2 separate regions of the Homo sapiens genome follow, and region 1 is linked to region 2. A link is a contact called in ENCODE Hi-C or POLR2A ChIA-PET data. All regions are on one chromosome and are shown on one strand. The core of a region is the stretch at or near the end of the contact, and the rest is flanking DNA. Distances in the headings are between cores, read along the strand shown. Region 1 has its middle 200 kb from the start of LINC01994. Region 2 holds the start of LINC01994 (long intergenic non-protein coding RNA 1994).

Region 1 (5,082 bases), core at 215-2,714, 200 kb after region 2:
TTACCCAGCCCAGTGCCTGGCATAAAATAGAAATTCTGTACATATTGATTTAAAGAATAAATAACTCAGAAAAAATTTATTCAAGATGCTTCAGAAATACTGAATAAATAAGTGTAACTTTATCACTAGATAATTAGCTTTTCAAGGGCAAGAACTGACTTTTGTATTAATCCTTAGTACCTAGGGCAATCTTTTGCACAGTGAGGTGTTGAAGAGATGCTTGCTTTGGGAATTGAATTATTACTTTCAGGTATAATCAATGATTATAACTAGATTCTTGGTATTTCCTAAGTAGTGAAATTTGTGGCAGAGGAAAGTTGGTTTCTCAATGGAGAATACTGGTTTGTAATTTTTGTATAAATTTTTGGTGGATGCTTCAAAAGAAGGGTTTCTGAAACTTGTCTAATAGTAAGAATCATCTGAAGAGCATTCACTAAAATATAGCTTTCCAATTCCCACCTCAGACCAACTGCATCACAATCTCCAGGAGTGAAGATTTCACCATTTTTATTAAGTGATTTTTCTAAGACTTGAGAGGTTTGGGTTACTCTTTATAGGACTTAGAAACAATTTTGCCTAAGCATTCTGATAGCTGCATTTTATATTCAAAATTTTGAGTTTGCTTTTCCCCTCGGGTTATATAAAGTACACTCTTGTTAAGTCCATTAGAATGATTCCAAATGCTAAAAAAATTCCAAATTAGTGGGGTTCATAATAATCAAGATTCTTTTGTGAGCCCAAATTTCTGATTTGAGCAGCCTGGGTTTGTTCAAATTAAATTTAAAACAAGCTCAAAAACAGGCAGTGGAACTTAAAAATCATCTCATCCTATGCTTTTGTCCCAACACTTTAAATGATCACATATTCAACAATTGCCCTTACCAGGGGCAAATGATTCTGTGTGTGACAGCTGAGACCACAGAAATCTCTCACTTTTTTTTGCAGTTGGTTATAGGAATTGTTTTTCAGAGAGAGCAATTTTGTACAGCAGTTTGCTGTTGTGTTCAAATTTCTAAACACCACAAGTTCATGTTTACTTGGTAAAAAGTATGCTGAGTTAAGAAGTTAAAACACAAAACAAAACATAACCAAACTAGCACTCAAGAGTGTCAACCCCCTACTCCAAAGATTTCTCTTTAGAAATCCTTTGAGTACGTAAGGGTCAAGGAGGAAGGTGAGAATTGCTCCTTTACCAAAGATATGGCCATTTCTACAAACTCATCATGCTCAGGTAACTCTTTAGCCTTCTCCCTGTACACCAAACATGTATGCATGTGTCTACCAACTCCCTGCCACCATGGGAAAGCAGATTACAAGGAACAAAGGATATTAGCCTTCCGGTGCTGAGGAGCAAGGTAACCTGCAGAAACACACAGGAGACAGAACAAACAAGGAAGAACGAACTGAGTAATGAACAGGACAGGAAACCAAACCAGAAAAACAAACAGGCAGAGAAAGCAACTGGTGATTAAACAAAGGAGCAGAGTAACTCTGCCGAACCCAGGAGTCTGGCGCTCACCTGGGGCCCACCTGCTGAACAGGTGAAGGAAGGCAGCCAGAACTGAATCCTTTTGTGGATTCTAGTTCCCTCTCCTCCACACCCTGAAACAGGTAGAGTCGGGGAGCAACCAGAAAAGCTGCATCTGTGATTCTTTTTCCCCGATGGAAGACCCATAAATACTTTATTATCAAGAGCCCATAGACAAGGCAGTGGTTACAGCAAAACAAATATCAGGAAGGACAGACTTAAGTTTATCAAAGCTACAAGGCTCATTGGATTAAAAGAAAGCTTCTGCTTACTGTGTAACTAGGTTCAGCTATAGCTGTATTAGAGTTGAGGATAGCATTGAGTGATTGTAAATAAATTTTTGTATTTTGCTTGCAATACAAAAATCCTTTTTATCGGTGGGTCCAATGTAAACAGGCATGCACACACACATTAAATATAATTAACAAGTATTTATTAAGCACCTATTCTGAACAAGGTATTGTGGTTTGGCTCTCTATGGAGACAGTGTTATATAATGTACATACTAAAAATATTTTATTGAAGACTCTCAACCTGACAGTGGTGCTGTATGTGTGAAAGTGCCTGAAGAGATTGGCTTTATTATTAATACTTTTTTCCCAAATGCTTATTTGAAGACTATTTGGGGTGAGGTGGAGGTGTGGGTGGGGAATTGTTGGGGAAAATTCAAAAAGATTGATTGTTTTAAAAAAAGGGACACAATGGATTTGCTATTTTCTGACTCAACTACAGCTTTTCATAGTGGAGATATCCAAATTCTATTTTCCTAGTGAAATTATATTTGTCCTGCTTGAAAACACTCTTGCAAATTTTCTTAAGAAAAAAACCTACACAGATAACTTAGCATACTTTCTATGTTTCTTAACTTTAGATTGATCAGAGGGCAAAACATTTTTCATGGCTATAGAGCCAAAAGTGAGGTTGATGCACAAAATTTAAGCCATGAAATCTTTTTTATATTTCCTAAAGGTAAGGCACAAATTCGGCTCTGCCATTTCTAGAAGCCAATAAAAGGAAGGAAACACTGTTAGTTATAAGATTCAGTATATACATAAAAATAAAAACAAATCAATTTTTCAAACAAAGAACAAAAATGTAGATAAAGAGACCAGAAAGAAATATCTCCTTTAGCTGTTCTTAGAAAGGGTTCTGAGTAATGGAATGAACAATATCTGCACAGCATCCCTTTGATAAATATATTTGCCTCGTTTTATTTTTAATTTAACCTATATTGCTGAATTGTGTGCATTATTGTAAGAACCTTAAGTCTGTTTTGGTGCAAGGCTAGGTTAGGTGGGTAAGTGAAAAGACAGAAAATATACTGGTCTGAATTAGGAAAAGGAGAAACAGCATTCTGGAAACCCATTTTTACTTAGTTTACTAAGTATCTGCTCATCCTTACTGTATCACTTTTCTAAGAAAAACTTTGAGAATGCCTTCTTCATTCTACAAATAAAAGTCCTTTGGATTTCTGTACCAGAGAAATACAAAGCTGTAGCTTTCTTAGCCCTGAGAGTTCTGAGCCACCCCTGTGGATGTTCAAGAAAAGGGGCTAAGTCCATCTCTCTCCATTCATGTTGACCTTTAAACAGAACACACCATAGAGAATAGCTTGGAATTTAAGCTTATTAAAAATATACTTTTTCTCCCCCTTGGACATTTTCTATTTTCCTAAACCTGCCCTGCACTTTCCCATCTCTGTATCTTTGCCCAAGTTAGTGTCTGTCCCTGGAATGCTTTTCCCGTCTACTTCTGTGTGTGTTTATAGAAATTATACTCATCTTTTCCAGGTCAATCCAAATTCCTCTTCTTTAAGCAAGCCTTACCCAATTACCCAAATATGATCACTCCTGCCCAAATCTTCCTAGAGTCCCTCTGTTAGCATAGAACAAGAACGCATTCTGGGCTGCATTGTAGACACCTATGGATAAACATTATTTTCCCATCTGGGTAAAAAGTTCCCTGAGTTTTTTCTTTTTTCTTTTTTTTTTTCCTATTTGCAACTTCCTGTGAAGCTGCCATCACTTCAAAATAAAAAGTTAAGTTAAAAAGACAATCTTCTGAGGGTGCTCATTTTTAAACATCCTTCCCCTAAGGGTCTAGAACAGTAACTAGCACTAAGTAGGCCCTTAATGAGAAATTGTGGAGTGAATGTCCATGAATGAACATGGAAGCAGTATGTGCCAATGGGTAGATAATGGGATTTAATCTTAGAAAACCTCGGTTTGGGCCTTAGCTTTCTTTCCTACTTGGGAAAATCTGGGACAAGTTACTTAGTCTTTTTAAGCTCAGTTTTTCATTTGTCAACTGGGAATAATAATAAATCACTTCACTGGGTTATTGTGGGGTTTAAGTGAGATAATGAATGTGCTCTTATTTCATTAACTGTAAGCACCATGCCAGTGTTAGTGATTATTGAGATTGTTGCTGAAGCAATTATACATGCATAGCCACCGGAGTTGCTCTTGGTGCCCGTAGCTTGTAGGTAGCATAATTCTAAGGCAGTCTTGGTTTGACACCCCCTTTCTATCTCTTTGCCACACCCTATGACATTCTTGAAGCACTCTTTCTCTTTCCATCCCTCCTAACAGTCCCCTAAATAGCCCATTTTATCCTTTCCAGTAAGACTTAGAAATAGTTAAAAAAACAGAAAACTGGAACAACTTCATGAAGTTGTGCTCCAGGGAGTTTAGAACATGATTATATGTTAGTAAACAAAACATTTTTAATTCAATTTATGTTCTGAACATTGTTATTCTTTTATGAAATACTTGTATGAAGGAATTCCCTGTCTTATAAACACAAACTCATAAACTGTTCATTTTTAACAAGGATCCTGGAGCAACGACCTCAGGTATTGTATACTGATACAAACTTAGATATGGTCTGGAGGTTGGCAGGACAGGCCATCAGAGATTTCTTAAGAGGAGAGAATGAGGAATCTCATGGAAGGAAACTTCACAAACTAAGAGAATGAGATTTACAGAATGGGTCCAGTAACAATGGTGTATCATTCTGTATCTTACTCAGATTGTTTTCTGGCTTCGGCTTCATACTGCTGCTTTAACAGGGAAGATGTATTAATATAGCTGAATTACTGCAGCCTAATGCTAAGAAATGTAAGTCAGAACTGCCTTGTGAGCCCACTAACAGAGTGTAATGGAGGCAGGAGGATGTGGCTTGGTATCTTTTTCTCTATACTTCTGAGACTACTAGAAGCCAAATTAAATCAAGGATTAGAGGTTTTGCTACACATCAGAAGGCACTGATGGTTTTCCTGGTGTCATCTGGGACCCACATAGCTAGTGTTACAAGCAGAAAAGAGTCATAGTGGCAGAGGAGTTGACTTGGTACACAGGGGTGTTTAGTCTAGTCATTGTTGAGACCAGAATGGGCAGCCCTTTGTGGTGTGGAACCTGTATTCTAGAGCACACAAAACATCTTGAGTGTGAGTTGCCACTATTCTGTGGGTAGAGATCCAGGCAGATGAACACTATTTTGTTTTTATTAGTATAACCCCTTCAAACCCCTCTACTAGACTAGTGCTTGGGAGG
Region 2 (5,146 bases), core at 887-3,386:
TTTGTATTTTTATTTGTTTATTTTGAGGCAGAGTCTCACTCTGTCACCCAGGCTGGAGTGCAATGGCGAGATCTCAGCTCCCTGCAACCTCTGCCTCCTGGTTTCAAGCTATTCTCCTGCGTCAGCCTCTTGAGTAGCTGGGATTACAGGCGCGTGCCACCACGACTGGCTAATTTTTGTGCTTTTAGTAGAGACAGGGTTCCTCCATGTTGGCCAGGCTGGTCTCGAACTCCTGGCCTCAGGTAATCTGCCTGCCTCAGCCTTCCAAAGTGCTGGGATTACAGGCATTAGCCACCGCTCCTGGCCAAATGTCTTTATCTTTAAAACAAGCATTTCAGTCTACAGTATTTGTAAAGGACTGGGATTTGTTCTAATTAGATTTGTTCTCATGGAGGACAGCATTGTTTTTATTGGCTTGTGAATGTGACCGGAGATACTTGCAATCTACCTCATACATAGGTTCTGTAGTTCACAATGTCCCACCTGGATGACTTTTAGGCTTTGTTGTCCTCATGGTAGCCTGCCACCTCTTTGGGCCTGGCCTGTAGGAAGCCTAAGTGAATCATCTCCTCACAGAATCAAGAGTAGACCATAAATGATGATGAATGCTTCCAGGTTGCCTGGAGCCACTGCACCTGATGCCATTTGAAACTCCCGCAGGAAATACTGGTCATCTTATTCCAAGTGTCCTTGAAGCCAGTGGCAAATTCCTCTTGTTCACTCAAAAAGCATGCTTCCTGTTGTTTTTGGGTGGTCTTCCAAATACCGAGACCTGAGAATGTTTAACAGAGAAAATAAAGAGCATATTTTAAATTCTCAAGTAAAATACTCTCTGATTGGTAGAACTTGGTTTTGATAGCATAGTGTGGAAATAGCATGGCTGTTTATTTACTATGAGCATTTTGTGACAAACAGGCCTGATTCAGGGTATGATAGCACTACCCTTCACTCTCTGAAGCAGCCAATTTCTACCATCTGTTTAGGCCGGTTTCTGACTAAGCAAGTTGTTCCTTTTAGATCCTGTCTTCAAGGCAGTTTCTGATGGTAGACAGAGGACACATTTTTCTCTGCTCGTCCATATGTCAGTACAATCATTGGCTGCTCAGACACTCCAGGTTGGAGGTCTATATAAGTTACGCTCACCAGCCTTTCTGAACCAGATGCCAAGGACACACCCCAACTGGCTTGTAAAAGCAGTACATCTAATCACATAAAGCCTCTATAATGTGGTTTTTTAAATTAAGTGACCCACAGGATATTAATCTAGTGGTAACAACTCCCAAGGGATGTAGCACTGGCAAACACTTCAAGAGCTGCTAGTACTAGTATTAAATGTGATGTTCATTTTGTCTAAACATATGGAAATAAAAATAAGCCATGGGAGAACGTCAGTGCTGCACATGCTATATTGTTCATAAACCTGTCATAAATAAGTGTCTCTTAAAAAGAAACCAATTAATAAATGTGCATTGAATTGCAAGGCTTAAATATTCTATAATATGGGGTTTCTCCTCCCCGCACCCTCCACCAGCATTCCTATCCCTGCCAGGGCCCCCCCACCCCACCTCCTTGTTACTTAAGCTGTTATAACATTTTCCACTTTGTGGCCCATCTCGGTTTTGTTGTTGTTGATTGAGTTATTTGGTTGGCTCAGAGGCTTGAAAAAATAAAGAAAAAAAAATCTGTAAGCTATAAAATGCAGCTTGTTTCTTCCTTTGTCTGTGTGTTAGAGTCTGGCTTGGCACTAGAACCCCACCCCAAACCTCCCACCGAGAGTATGTCATATTTCTATATGCTCACGCATGTTCGGCTCTACCTCTTTTGAAATGATGCCCAAAGCCCAGCAATGTTTACATAAGTAAAAGGGAGTTTCACTTTTATGCTTTAATTTCTACATAGAGCAGAGAGTTTTCCTAGCCATACCTTATACTTTGTTCATAGGTGAACTTTTATTTTTCGAATGTGATGGTTTTATCCAGCTTTGACAACAGATTTCTTTAGGAGATTACACACCTGGAATTAACTTTTTCTGCCAAGAATTACAGTGCACCTGGAAGTACTAAATCATTTTTATCTATGTTTTAGAAGCTTTGTGTAGTGAAATTGCGTATCTCAATCTTGACTTGTCTCTTGAGGAGAAGCTTAAGGACTGGAGTCGGGTAGATATGTATATGCTGGTGCTATGGAGTAAATACATCCAGGGTGTGTTTACTTTTCACCAGCCAAATACTCACTACCTGAACACCATCTCCCTGAGTACCTCGCTTCTTAAATGACTCCGCTTACTGCATAACATATGGAAATGTGAGTATGCACTTTCAGCAGATTGTTTGCTATGTTTACACCAGTTCTAACACTAATCCCCATTAATGTTTCATATAGTCCCCAACAGGTTTCAGAAGATATCAGACACCATATCTACTGTGTGTGTGTTTGGCATGATACACACTTAAACAAGGGGAGTGATAAAGAAGGATTTTTAGAGATTTCTTTCCTAAAGATATTTGCTAACTAGATTAAATATTTTGAGAATGGGAAATACTTCCTATGCGTATGAATGACAGCAAAATATAACATCCTTTAATTTAAAAAATATACAGGGAGTTCATTATAAATAGCCATACCATTCCATTTGGAGACATATTACATTTTCTGTTGGACAAAGTCTTGTGAGGTACAACTGTAAGACTATCTTCAAGGGATTTAGGATTACAAGTCAGAAAAGTTATTACAAACTCATGCCTACACATTAGAAAGATAATATTGTGTGAGTATTAGAAATTACTTACATGATTTCTTGGGAGTGGGGAGGGAAGTGTTATAGGAAATTTAGATGAAAAAAGTCTTCAATCTTTAAGTTTTGCTATCAGCATTACAGCTCCTGTTTTTGTCATGAAACCAGGATATGCTCTCATTTTCCTGACATGAAGTAGTATTTCTAGAACAACAAACGCCTTTCATCCCTAGGCATCCTGAAGTTTGCCAAACTGGTTCTGCTTACTTGTCGAACAAGGATAATTTCTTCTCTTGGTTGTCTCTGATATAGTGTCAGCATTTTAAAGGCCAAAAGTTACCATAGTGACAAATTACTTGAGTATAAACATTTATTCTGTTTAGACAAAAATGCTGTAAGATTAAGAAAAGGATTAGAAAAATCGTGGATAAACCAACACATTTATTTTGATGGATTTCTTTCTTAGACAACATAAGAATGATATTATAAGTGATATTGTAAATAATGTTTAGTGAAAAAAGAGTACAGAAAAACAAAATATAGATACATTAAAATATATCTGCTATCAAATTCAAATATAAATAGTTGAATTTCACAAATTACTATTTTCTGTTACTGTAGTTTAATTTTACATGAATGTGACTAAATTCTGCCCTGGTTATAGATAAACTGATTATGTTCTTTAAGTAGTTCAAATTTCCTGATAACCAGTAGTCAAACTGAAGAACAAGCAGAATTAGTAGCCAAGTCTAATAAACGACTGGGAAAAATTGTATCTGTCTCATCCTCCTGGTTCCCACACACTCTAGTTACATCATTACTTAGCCTGTAAATTTGGAGGCCAATTGGGCTCCAGAGCTTGGGTCAGGTGACCAAAACATCAAAATGTGTCTGAAACTCTACCCTAAAGATGGGGTTTCAGCAGGGCCTCTGGATAGCTGACTCCTCTGCGGCTGCTGTGCAATTTTCGTATTTTATTTCACCTTTGCTTTCAGGCTTAGCTTTTGGTCCCACAGATTGATGGCTGAAGCAAACTCGTTGATTTGGGTTTTTCTGTGCAGGTGCATGGGCAAAATTATTTCCTGTACCACATACTACAATCAGTTATGTAATAGCTTAAAAGAAAACAAAAACAGAAACTAGACCTTTCTCTATGAATTGGTTTTCATCAGAGATCATTCTAACTCCTTGATTTTTGTTTCATCTTTTTTTTTTTGGTTTTGAAAACTATTTTGGATTTTGTTATATTTTAAAACATAATTTGATGTCTAAATCCACAAAACTTAAAAGCCAAGGTTATTAGAGCCACTGGATGCAACTCCCCATCGATGGAGCTGAAATACTCTGCTCCTCTTAAAAGGAGCGGAATGTGTAACTCTACCCCCTTGCTAAGGTTTCACAGGGCAAGTATAGTGATGACAACAACTACTTGTTTTCTGCAGATGTAGAAAGGCATTTTTTTTTTTTTTACATGTGCAGGAAGCAACAAAAAACCTGGTCTTTGGGGACAGGTGAGTGAGTTGCCTTGCAAGAAATAAACCAAATAATCCTTAAAGTTGCAGTAACATATACAGAACCAAAAGCTTGACACCTCTGTACACAAACCTATTTTCATGTTCAGATTTACATTTCTCTTGATTGCTACAGGAGGAGCTATGATAGTTTCTGGCTGGGAATTTGTTTCAATATAGTAAAATCCATCAGAAATGAAAAATATCCTTGATAAATTGTTATCAGGTATTTAACAATGCTTTCAGGAAGCAGGGATGATGCACTAAAGAAGGAGAAAACTCAGGTGAAAACCAATCTTGTTAAAAACCAAGGCAAACAAACAAACAAACAAACAACAACAACAACAAAGAAAAACCAAGGCAAACAAACAAAACAAATTGTCCTTCTTCTTGGATCAAATAATTGCATGAACTCTATTCCGTGACTTACACAACAAACATTAGTATGTACTAATTACCATGCTACAGGATAGGGATACAAAGAAAGTAATGAGATATGATAACAACGATAATGATAATAGCAGCTACCATTTATGTAGTGCTCACGGCATACCACACTATACTGAGCACTCTACATTTATCCTAATCCTCACATTAATTCGAGAAGTTAATTATTGCATTTTACAGAAGGAGAAACTGAGGATCAAAGAAGATAAATGATTTGCTCACGATCATGCTTCGGTTATGTGGTGAGCCATAGAGATAGAATTTCAGTCTACATTGGATTTAATCTAGGAACTCTGTTCATAACTGTTCTCCCACATTTTCTAGAGATTGAATAGAGATACAAGTCTTTCTTTGTCCTTAGGAGGTTTTTACTCCCCGTGGTGGGGTAAACTAGATGAAGAAATAATTGACATTACTCATGTTAAAATATCAACAGGACTAAGTGCTTTAGGAA

The links. Hi-C counts contacts between places; a loop is a spot of excess contacts on that map. ChIA-PET counts read pairs that join two places held with the same protein, here RNA polymerase II (POLR2A).
Region 1: a loop to region 2 is called in a map of PC-9, with 2.2 times the contacts of the local background. The contact joins the enhancer-like site here to the promoter of LINC01994 in region 2. A Hi-C loop is called at or near these places in 1 of 168 maps with a recorded cell type or tissue (PC-9). POLR2A ChIA-PET finds 5 or more read pairs at or near these places in 3 of 52 experiments (H1, OCI-LY7 and WTC11).

What each region holds. Positions count from the first base shown.
Region 1 is chr3:182,281,358-182,286,439 of GRCh38, reverse strand. No RefSeq gene overlaps it. Among named protein-coding and RNA genes, the nearest start is that of LINC01994, 200 kb to the left of the region's middle. Within about 2 kb of position 1,464, at least 3 of the 41 ENCODE cell types and tissues checked have a DNase peak (open chromatin) inside an H3K27ac peak, as active enhancers do; they include PC-9, where a contact is called at or near this core.
Region 2 is chr3:182,483,352-182,488,497 of GRCh38, reverse strand. It overlaps LINC01994 (long intergenic non-protein coding RNA 1994), which reads left to right and starts at 2,136. Exons shown (of 4, transcript NR_040105.1): 1 at 2,136-2,304.